2 separate regions of the Homo sapiens genome follow, and region 2 is linked to region 1. A link is an interaction called in ENCODE POLR2A ChIA-PET data of the cell type or tissue named here. Cell type or tissue: PC-9. All regions are shown on one strand. Links, peaks and the distances in the headings refer to the core of each region. The heading gives the core; the rest is flanking DNA.

Evidence for each region. ChIA-PET counts read pairs that join two places held together with the same protein. Peaks named below come from ENCODE experiments on the same cell type or tissue, not always from the same donor. Only the 100,000 strongest peaks of a DNase experiment are listed, where the experiment ranks them.
Region 2: POLR2A ChIA-PET joins it to region 1 with 5 read pairs; 2 of 35 experiments call an interaction of 5 or more read pairs at or near these places.

The regions. Positions count from the first base shown.
Region 1 is chr6:100,433,121-100,438,979 of GRCh38, reverse strand. All of the region lies in intron 9 of SIM1 (SIM bHLH transcription factor 1), which reads left to right. SIM1-AS1 (SIM1 antisense RNA 1) reads right to left here. Exons shown (of 3, transcript NR_187148.1): 3 at 1-1,724. Among named protein-coding and RNA genes, the nearest start is that of SIM1, 29 kb to the left of the region's middle. In PC-9, for the core only: no CTCF peak of the experiment used is centred there; a DNase peak (open chromatin) is centred at 3,469.
Region 2 is chr6:100,346,708-100,352,566 of GRCh38, reverse strand. No RefSeq gene overlaps it. Among named protein-coding and RNA genes, the nearest start is that of SIM1-AS1, 44 kb to the left of the region's middle. In PC-9, for the core only: no CTCF peak of the experiment used is centred there; no DNase peak of the experiment used is centred there.

The DNA.
Region 1 (5,859 bases), core at 452-5,451:
TCACCCCACACAACCTTTCCCCTGGAAGCCCCAAAGTCCATTATACCATTCTTATGCCTTTGGGTCTTCATAGCTTAGCTCTTACCTATAACTGAGAACATATGATATTTGGTTTTCCATTCCTGAGTTACTTCACTTAGAACAGTGGCCTCCAGTTCCAACCAAGTTGCTGCAAAAGACATTATTTTGTTCCTCTTTATGACTGAGTGATATTCCACAGTATATATATACCACATTTTCTTTATCCACTCATTGGTTGATGGGCACTTAGATTGGTCCATATCTTTGCAATTGCAAATTGGGCTGCTATAAACATGCATGTGCATGTGTCTTTTTCATATAATGACTTATTTTCCTTTGGGTAGATACCCAGTAGTGGGATTGCTGGATCAAATGGTAGTTCTACTGTTAGTTCCTTAAGGAATGCCCATACTGTTTTCTATAGTGATTGTACTAATTTACACTTCTATCAGTAGTGTGAAAGTGTTCCCTTTTTACCACACTTACACCAATATCTATTGCTTTTTGATTTTTAAATTATGGCCATCCTTGCAGGTGTAAGGTGGTACCTCACTGGGGTTTTAGTTTGCATTCCCCTGATGATTAGTAATGTTGAGCATTTCTTCATACGTTTGTTGGCTGTTTGTATATCTTCTTTTGAGAAATGTCTATTTATGTCCTTTGCCTACTTTTTGATGGTATTATTTGTATTTTCTTGTTGATTTGTTGGAGATCCTTGAAAATTTTGAATACTCGTTCTTTGTCAGATGCACAGTTTGCAAATATTTTCTTCCAATCTGTGTGTTGTGTGTTTATTCTGCTGATTGTTTCTTTTGCAACGCAGAAGCTTTTTTTTAATCAGGTCCCATTTATTTATTTTCATTTTTGTTGCATTTGCTTTTGGGGTCATAGCCATGAATTCTTTGCCTAAATCCATGTTCAGAGGAGTTTTTCCAATGTTATCTTCTAGAATTTATAATTTCATGTCTTAGATTTAAGTCTTTGATCCTTCTTGAGTTGATTTTTGTACAAGGTGAGAGACGGGGATCCAGAACTGAGCATGTTTCATCAGGACTGGAAACTATTTTCTCTATATCCTCAAACCCACACATTTAGGTGTTTATTTTCTCTCCATTCCCCAGTCCCACAACACACAAACCTCCAAGCTTTGTGCTCTTTGTATGTGGTGATTTCTGCAGTTTGGTCAGGCTCACTCTATTTTTCACTGTTGTCATTGATACTCTAAAGGAAGCAGAGATTTCCATGCAGAGGGAGAAACGTCAGCATTTATGGAGCACCTTCTTCGTGCCAGGGAGGCACAGTCTCTTGCCTTTCCCAAATTGGTACTGATATATAATTAACAAGTTCACCCAGCTTTAGTAATAAATATGTTTTTTTTTCTTTTTAGCATCTAGACATACAACACCATTTAAAATTTTTTTTTTTGGATATCAATATTCTGAATGTAAATCTTATTGAAACGAATACACTGTGCTGCCGTATGTATGATGGGTATATTTTAAAAATTATTTTCAGAAAGAAAATATGAGGTATATATTAGGATGACAAACACCAGCAGATTGGAGAAAAGGGAGGTTCAAAGTCCCTATACAGCTGGTTCCAGATTTGCAGGGTCAGAGAGTCTCATTTGATATTATAATCCTGTTGTTATTAGAATATGATGCAGTCTAAACCTTAGGCTTCTTAGTTGGATGTTTCAAACTCTGAAAAACATAGGAATGCATTACAAGGTATTTGAAAAATATGTTATCAAATGAGGTATCATAATATTTTATCCTGTGACATGGCATATTAGTTAAGAAGTTGGGCTCTAGAATGTAGAGTCTATTGTCCGTTCCCTAGCACTGCCACTCATTAGCCCAGTGACTATGGACAAATTGCTTAACTACACTATCTCTCTATTTTTAAAAAATCTGTAAAATGGGCCGAGTGTGGTGGCTCATGCCTGTCATCCCAGCACTTTGAGAGGCTGAGGTAGGTGGATCACGAAGTCAGGAGATCGAGACCATCCTGGCCAACATGGTGAAACCCCGTCGTTACTAAAATACAAAAAATTAACCGGGTGTGGTGGTGCGGGCTGTAGTCCTAGCTACTTGGGAGGCTGAGGCAGGGGAATTGCTTGAACCTGGGAGGCAGAGGCTGCAGTGAGCCAAGATCGTGTCACTGCACTCCAGCCTGGTGACAGAGCAAGAGGCCATCTCAAAAAAAAAAAAAAATACCAAAAACAAAAACAAAAACAAAATACAAAAAACAACGACAACAACAAAAACCTGTAAGATGCGGGTAATAATGGGTTCTACCTCATAGAGTCAATTGGAACATTTAATGAGATCATGTGTAAGGTTGGTGGCCCTGTGCCCAACACAAAGTAACACTGAGTACATGTGAATTATTACAGTGGTTATTTTAGTGAAATTGAATAAAATAATTTTTGTCTTGCCAATGAACACAAAATAAATGTGTGTGAGTCTTTGGACCAATGGAGGGAAAGCATGAGTCTTAGGAAGCAGATGGTGGCCCAAGAACAAGAAATCAGCAATTATCTTGATGCATCTGGAAAGATCCTCCTTCAATTGGTTAGGACTAGTGGCCTTTAAGCATTCATAAAAGGCTTATTGAACACCTATTATGTGCCAAGCACTGTGCACAGTTCAGAGGACATCAAAATGAGTAAGACAGTGTCTGTAGGGAAAAGAAATAAGCATATGTCCAAGCTGTATCCTAGCCTGATTTCCCTGTGGGCTTGCTGGTAACTGAGATGCCTTTATGGAGGAAAGTACGTCCACTCACAATTAGAAGGAAGAGGGCCTAAAGCACCTTGGCACTGTTTGGGTCACTCCTGAAAAATGAGCTCACAGGTGTGGTTAGACTGCTTTCTGGCTAGATAGTAGGTAGGGAGGAGAGACAGTGGGAGGAGTTGGGCACCTTGGGAGGGGTGTGTGTGTGTCTGTGTGTGTGTGTGTGATGTGTATGGTAAGGGAGTTCATGACTGGCAGCAAGGTAACTGGCTACAGATTAAGGAGTTCAACTTTAACTCTCTCAAGGACGTTACCCAGGGTGGGCCCTGTTTATCTCATTGCCTCAGGGAGAGGGAGCAGTTGTGTTGATTTTTGTCCTGTTGGAATGATGTTTTGTCCTGCTGCAGATGGGATTTTTCAAAATTTTGGGGTTTGAGTTCTGATAGGATTATGAATCTCAGTGAATTTTTAAATTAAAGAATTCTAGATTCAAAATAGTCTTTGCAGATGTATTACATTTTGAAATATGTTGTCAATTATTTTGGATGTTTATAATTTTTTTTGCTTCTTTTTTCTTTTATAAGAGGTAATTCTCAGGTATTGTTCCTCTGTCTGGGAGAGACTGGGAGGTGGTTGTTAGCTCTAAGCTGAAAGAGGCGTGGCACATTGTTTTGTTCATTGCATGCTTAGGAAGGCTGAGGAGTAAGACAGACTCACATCTGAAGGGCGGCTGCTTTGTGTGAGAGGCCAGAGAAGCTAAGTGACTCAGCCAATACAACATAGCTAGTGAGTGGTCCAGCGAGCATACCAACCCAGGGTCTGGACTCCAGCATCCACCTGCTTTCCTCTTTGGCATGCTTTCTTTAAGTGGATAATGCTGTTTTAGGGTGAACCATATGAAATTGTCACTTCTATACATTAAAACAGTTCAATATTGGCAATTTCATATGATTCCACCTAATACTTACATAGTCATTTATGACATTTTGCCAATATTTTGCATGGTCTATGGACAGTTTACTCTCTTTTTTAATATGGGGTCTCCACAAAGTGACTCAGTTTCTTCAGAGTTTGGGTATACTTGGGACCTGCTCAATTGCCAGTCGATATCCTGAGCCCATCTCTTCTTCACTAATTTTAGCATCAACAGTCATGATGTTTTCACAAAACAACAATCAACGTGTCACCCACAGAAAATTATTTTATTTAGAACATTTAATATTTTACGAGGATTCAAATGGGAGCTGCTGTCTTTACTAGAAGAATATTTTTTCTTTGATTGATTGCTAAATGGATAGGGCCTGTGAATGGATCCTTCCCCCACCCCCGCTCCAGGGATTTCTTGTTCAAACAGAATTTGTTGTATCCGCATCAGTAAAGCGTGCTAATATGGGCTGATGGGTAGATTGTAGAAATAGCCTCATTATATTGAACTGGATATCATAATGGTACCCATTAAGGTGGGATTCTCTCTGTGTTTGTGCTTTTAAACCCAAGTCCCTTGCCACTTTTTACATCTCTCCAAGAATAGCAACATTCTCTGGTAAAATGCGATCTTAGAATGTGCTGTCTCTCACCTCTTCCTACTGAAAACCGTTAACAAAGGTAGAATCCCTGGTTCTGAGCATTCTTACAGGTTTGCGGCTGCTCTTCAGCCATTCATTTTACTCTCGTGCTTGTAATGACTATAACGTGTTCTTGTGACTGAACCAGGAGCTTCACTTGTTTCAGTACCTCCCATTAATTGATATTGGTGTCCAAACAAGCGACAGGCAAAGAGCTGCTTGTTATCAGATCAAGCCAAATGCAACACAGAGTTTTTCATTTTAATTTTGATAGGCCGTTAAGAGACTAATAGTGTTGGAAGGCACAGCATTTATATTCACTGTTGAAATCTTACCACAGTCCTGGCGTAGTGAAGTATTTGTTGTGTTGGATTTGGGTAATGGACCCTTGCAGGGTTACAGCTCAGGAATGCTAGAAGAATGAAGCCCACAAAGGGGAGGGCAGAGTGGGTGTCAATTTCATTCCTCCAATTAGAGCAGTTAAAGAAATAGCAACGTGCAGGATAGCATTTTATTGTGAAGGCTAATTGAAAACCAGGAAGAAAATATTTACAGACGTTACATGGCACTTTACAGAATAATCTCTTTTCTATTTGTGTCTCTTCTTGGTTGACTCAATAGGACCTTCATTACAAACAAATTTCTATCATTAGAATCAGCTTAATCTCTGTTGTTGTAATTAAGGTAACGGTAAGAAATGTTTTAGAGTGTAGTCATCTCTATGACAAGCTGGGGATGGTTCATGCATTCACTCAGCAAATATTTCCCTAGTGCCTACTGTGTGCCAGGCCCTGGTAGGGCTACAGTGTGGCTGAAAGAGACAAAGTCCCTACCCTCATGAAATGTAAGTTTTTAAATATATATGTATATGTAAAAAATATACATTATATGTGTGTGTGTGTGTGTGTGTGTGTGGGTGGGGGGGTGGGTCTTAATCTGTTGCCCAGGCTGCAGTGCAGTGGCAAGATCATGGTTCACCGCACCTCGACCTCCCAGGCTCAAAAGATCCTCCCACAGCCTCAGCCTCCGGAGTAGCTGGGATGGCATGCATGTGCCACCACACCTGGCTAATTTGAGTATAAATTTTAATATACTTATAAAGTACTTATAAAGAAATAAAAAAGTCATATAATATCAGAAAGTGATAGGAGAAAAATTAAGCAGGACAAAGAGGTAGGGATGGTCAGAAAGGTTTCTCTAAAGATTCATAAATGAAGGAAGGGAGCCAGCCATGTGGAGTCCTACAGGGAGAGTATTCCCGATGGAGGGAAGTGAATGCAAAGGCCCTGAGGTGGAAACCTGCTTGGCATGTTGAGGAACAGAGAAGGTCACTGTGGTGGCCACTGAGTAAGGGAGGGGGAAGAATGGAAGGAGATGATGCTAGAAGAATAGGCAGGGCCAGATCGCCTTGGATCTTGAAGGTTTTGGGAAGCCATTGGAGAATTCTGCACACGGGCATGACATGATCTGATTGTATAAGAAAAGATCATTCTGACTGGTTTGGAGAGTATGGATGGTGGAGATGGAGAATACCA
Region 2 (5,859 bases), core at 495-5,494, 86 kb after region 1:
ATCTTTTGGGACTAGTGTTCCTTGGAACATGTTATGGAAACCATCCTCACAGGGTTAACAGGGATTACATGCCGGGTTCTCGACAGAAATACAGTTATAATTATGTATTAATCAGGTTGTACTTTGGCCCTCTTCCTTGTAACCAAAAGTCATGTATCACTAAATACTGACCATTTGCATTCCCACTGGTCTTATAGATAGGATCACTGATGTTAGAATTATAAGGCTTTATATTTAAGAATTGCTTAAGATGTTCTTCAGATCTTGAATTCCAGTGGAATGACTGATGCCAACCAATTTATAGACCCCCACAGAGCAACCGCATCAGTGTAAGAATAAGTTTTTTCATCTCTCTCTCTCATGACTTCACTCTACACTCTTCAACTAATTAACAGTCCTCACACCTCGGTCCCCTGCAAATCCTTTAAAATCCTTAGAACCAGCTCCTTGGAGAGGTGGAGTTGAGGTTCTCTTCTACCTCCCCATTCAGTTCTTTCTCTGCTGCCATCCTCAATGTCTTGGATGTTGACTTGCTGCCCACCAGGCAAACAAACATATAACCTTTGTTGTGTATTCTTCTAAGGGAAGTATTTGGGGAAGATTATGTTGCATAGTGTTGCTAGGCTTGCCCTGCTCTTTAACTGATTACATATAGCTTTTTCACTTGTAAATGATGCTAAAAGTCCTTTGAAATTATAGGTATTTATAGAAAATCAGATCAGCTTTTAGGTGACATTGGCAATAATAAAACCATAATACTAATGGCACTAATAGAACTGTTTCTCTACTGGGTGTTCTACAATTCAATTCAGTTCCGACACTATCTACCTGGAGTTAGTGTCAGATGTCACAAGTTAAAGGGCTGAACTCCACAAGACTGACCCCCCCAATTCAAATGCCAGTCACAAAGCCTGAGTTACCACTTGTGTTTTGACCGACCAGCTATAAATTGGGGTTTCTATGACCCCCCCTTCTCAGATTTGATAATTTGTTAGAATGGCTCACAGAATTCAGGAAAGTACTTATTTGTATTTACCAGTTTACTATAAAGGAAAACTCAGGAACAGCCAAACGGGAGAGTCGCATAGGGCAATATATAGGAGCTGGGGTGTGTATGTGCAGAGCTTCCATGATCTCTCCAGGGAGCTACCCTTCCAGTACCTCCATGTGTTTGCCAACCAGAAGCTCATCACATGTCAAGAGTTTTTATAGATCTTAATCTCTAGGTGTCCTTCTTCTTCCCGGATGTTGGTGGGAGGAAATGAAAGTTCCAGTTCTAATCACTTGGTCTTCCTAGTGACTAGCCCTATCCTGAGTCTATCTAGGGACCCCACTGCAAGTTACTTCATTAGCATAAACTCTGACAGGATCAAAAGGGGTTCCTTATGAATAATAAAAGCCATTCTTATCACTCAGGAAATTCCAACGGTTTTAGGAACTCTGTGCCAGGAACCTAAGGACAAAGACGATGTACATTTTTCTGCGATAGCACAGGCACATTTCAAGGGCACAACGATCACCCCTACTAGATTTCAAGCTCCTTCAAGTGTTTTATTTTTGAATCCCTACCACAAGGCCAGTTGATGTCAGTCAAGTTGGTTGGATTGAATTATTAATTTACTAAAGACTTAGAGCTGAATATTTCTTACTCTTTCAAAAATTAGAAGGTTGTGCATTTCTTTTTCCAACAACGGACTTCTTTTCTTTTAATACAACAAAGCTATCATTTGACTCACTCCATCATCCATCATGTGTACCATTTAAGTTCTCAGGGATACATTGCCAACGAGTACTTTATTCTTTTATAAATTTCTTTCACATTTAGTGATGTATCCATTATACCTTTTCTAAAGGAAAGAATGATAATTTTTTAGTTAGAGAAATCAAGTCTTTGTTTATGCACTAATATGAGAGTCTTAACAGACTATCAATACAATTCAATAAAATTGTGAGATAATGTAATGCAGAACGGTTCACTGTAAGAGTTTGTTGTTCTTATATTATTTATGGAATTGAGTCTGGTAGTATGAAAACAAGCTGGGCTAAGATTCTTTAGATTACATGAGTATTCATGCTCATAATGCATATAACATACACATTGCATTTTAATTTATGGGCTTAAGGGAACAGTGATTAAGTAGGAGAGAGAAGAGCTTTTTAAACACCTTCTGGGGAGTGATTGCTATTCTTTGCTGTCACAACTCCAATTATTCTTTCTTTCAAATGCTTATTCTCTTTCTTTGAGTTTTCCTGGTACAGGTGGCTGCCATTTGTAGAGCTATCAATTTTGCTGCCCCCTTTTAAGGCAGCTATTATTTATGCTAGTTCCTGCTTATCCTTCTTTTGATTCATTTAGACAAGAACAGCTACAAAACATTTTAAACAGCTTGAAAGAAAAGGTTAACTTTAAGGATCACATGTTATCATGCATAGCCTCCAAATAAAATGTTTAAGCCTGCTCCAGCACACCTCTCAAGGATTGTAACTTCAACATGCTTTTAATTTGAGCCACTCTTTTAGATGCCAGAAATGTGAGGATCAGCACCATCCCACCAGTGTAATGGCCGGCAAGGCTGTCTTGTGTGGTGGCTGAAAACATAAACTCGGTTAGAGAAAGGATTTCTTTTCTTTTCAATCTTTGAAAGTGTGAAACTTGTGTCATTCAGGATGGCTGTTTTCCTTCTGTTAATTGTTGTTGTGTATTTTACTCTTCCAAATCATTGGTTTAAAGTTTGTATGTTAGAATTAATGGCAGGTTTTGTAGTCTGTTAAACCATAAATTACCACTCCTTGTCTTGGTACTGAAAGAGATTACTTAGCCATTCACAATTTTCCATGGGATGTTCTCCAGATGTGTGCCATCTGAAGTCTTCTGACTTCTTTCTCCAGTGGACTAAGCTGGCCTCTTGTTGAGGCAACAAAGAACTGGAAAATATATACATCAATGTTAAAACATGCGGGCCCTCAGACAATGTTAAGATGCCTTCGCACTTTCACTGAGTCCATTTGCGTTTCCTAACAATGCCCCTACTGTGGTGAGCAAGTGCCTCTGCTGTACTTACTCTCCTTTATGTATAATTTTATGCTAATCCTTGAATTGTTCAAGAAGCCTTTAATAGTCAGCTGTCTTTCTCTGTCTTTTGAGGTATCAAGTAATGTTACAACTTGAAAATCCCATAGATGTGGGCAATTGTGTCTTTAAACAATTCTGGCTCATTGGGTTTTCTAACATGCTACGTGTTAAGGATGTAGTTTTTCCAGTCCATCCTGGAATACTGCGGGGATTCTCAATTTCAAAGTAGCCCAAAGGAGATGGCCATTAAGACAACGTTGCTGCTAATCCAATTTCCCATAATCTCAAACTCTATGCAAAAGCAAATGTTGAACCTGTAGCTGAACTCAGTCTTTTGAATACCAAACCAAGACCCATAATGTATTATCTTAACCATTTTGGGGGAAAGCTGATTGTTTGCAAAATATCTTTGGGTTGCCATTAGTTTGGGTTTAATCCTTTAGAAATATTCAGCGCTCAGGCCTATTCAAGCTCTCAGAGAACTGGCTCATCACAGCAGCTCAGCTTGGCCTGTGAGATTGCTTGTGTACTTAGACTCCACTTATTTTGTTCAGGTTCACGATCAGGCGAGACAGCGCTGTCAATTCAAAAAGACATTCTTTTTTCAAACTATTGATCTCCATTGCTCTTGCAAATCCTTTAGTATTGGCTCTCAGGATTACTATAATGCTATAATCATTCTGTTAAGGATTCAGATTTGTGGTGGGCTAAAAGATGGGAACATCAAAAGGATTGAAATGCCCTTGAAGCAATCAATTTTTGTTCATCAAATACAAATGCTGAGAGGCTGCTTTCAGCTAATAATTTATAACTGAATTAATGACACATGGCTTCCTTCAGTCTTTTCTTCTAGGATCCTTTCCCTCCTTCTCTTAAATGTTCTGGTTTTATTTTCTGCAAAGTGAATTTGAATTGCATAATGTTCTAAACAAGAAGAATGCTATGGGAAGTAAAGCTTGTTTCACTTGCTTTCAAACTGTTAAGGCAGTAGAAATCTTTTCTTTCTTTGGGCTTTAAAGGAAGGCAAAGTCTAACACCATATCTGTTCTACTTTCCCTAGTAACAAAAAATGCACTTGTGGTTTATGTGTGAGTAACATTCTAGCAGAAGCTTCCACCAGCAGAAAACGTTTCTGTTAAAACCACGAATGCTGTCATGTGGCTCACTTACTTTTGCACAAAACAATTCCAACAGACAAAAGTTTATTTATAATATGTAACAAAATCATGTTATAGCCAAGGCAGTCTTTTCTTTAGTATTAATAAGTATAATTTACACATCTCTGTTAAGGTAGTGATTAAATGATTGAACATTTAAAAAGCTATAACACCTTTTAAGTTACTTTCATTTGCTCTCTTCTCTCATCCTCTTCTATTTCTCTAAGTGAGAATGCAAATGTTTATTTTTTGGGCTGTGAGGTAACCTTCCAGTGGGAGCACTGAATGTCTGCACACTTTCATGTGCCCAGCCAGCTTTGGAATTAATCGACACCTAAGAGCAAGGCTCTAAATGGGATGTGAGTGTGAAGAGCAGAATGCAAAAGAGCGTATAGAAGCCCCCCAAAGCTTATGGATTTGGTTTCTCATATGTGGAAATTTTTATTATTTAGGAGAAAACTGAGTTAAAAATTTTCTTAAAATCTCAGTACATTAAAATTTAAAATTAATAGTGTGCACAAAATTGTGGAGGAGTAAATTAGTTGAGAAAAAATGGTTTTTGAATGTTTTAGAAGTATTTATTTACATGTACACATTGAATTCCTAATTATATATTAATCGGTCTTATTTTTGATTACTTTGTCAAGTTAGTTTTGCTATATCAGTTTGAGTTATGATCATATTTTGAAGTGATAAAACAGGAGGTGGGGGAGGGGGAATGAAGAGAGTTGATTAATAGGTACAAATATACAATTAGATAGAAGAAATAAAGCCTAGAGTTTGAGAGATCAGTTTAATGACTACATACAATAATCTATTGTATATTTCAAAATAGGTAGAAGAGAATAATTTGCATGTTTCTAGCATAAAGAACAGACAAATATTTAAAGTGATATATATCCCAGTTATACTGATTTGATTTTTACAAATTACATGAATGTATAAATTGTCACTTGTATCATCAAAATATGTACATCTATTATGCATCAATTAAAAAATAAAATTATTTAAAAGTTAAAACAATACTAAAAATAGTCTTTAATGAAGAGTTACTAACTCACATCTTTTGCCCCATTTCATCCTAATTTTGGTTCAAATGAGGACAAAAAATACTTAGTGGATGCCTCCTATACCGTTGTTAAGTTTCCAGTGCCCAGTGCTGAGCCTGGCATATGGTAGACATTCAGAAAATATTTGTTCAAAGAATGAAAGCTGTTCTTTGTGTAGATCTTGGATATGAATCAAAACATTGCAAGACTTTGAGTCAATGTATTATTTTGGATTTCCTGGTCACACAGATTCAAAGAAAACTATCTTTAAATGTTTTGAAAGTGTTGGTATGTCTCAGTTTTCTTATAAGAGTGGATGAAAATTCGTAAAGACACAGCTATGTCATCTTTGCCTTTGGGCAAGAAGAAAGTGAAAGCTGAAGAATACCCTTGAGAACAATGTGAGAAGAGAAACTTTAAGTCCTGCTTTTTGAACTTTAATAAAAATCACTTTACTTGAGGAGAGTATTTTTAACTTTTCAAAGTTTGTGAGTGATGTGCCCATTCCTGTTGCTGCCAATTTAATATCCTTCTAAGGACTGGTCTCAAGTCCTAGTTTCAAAATTTTGCATTGTCTGAG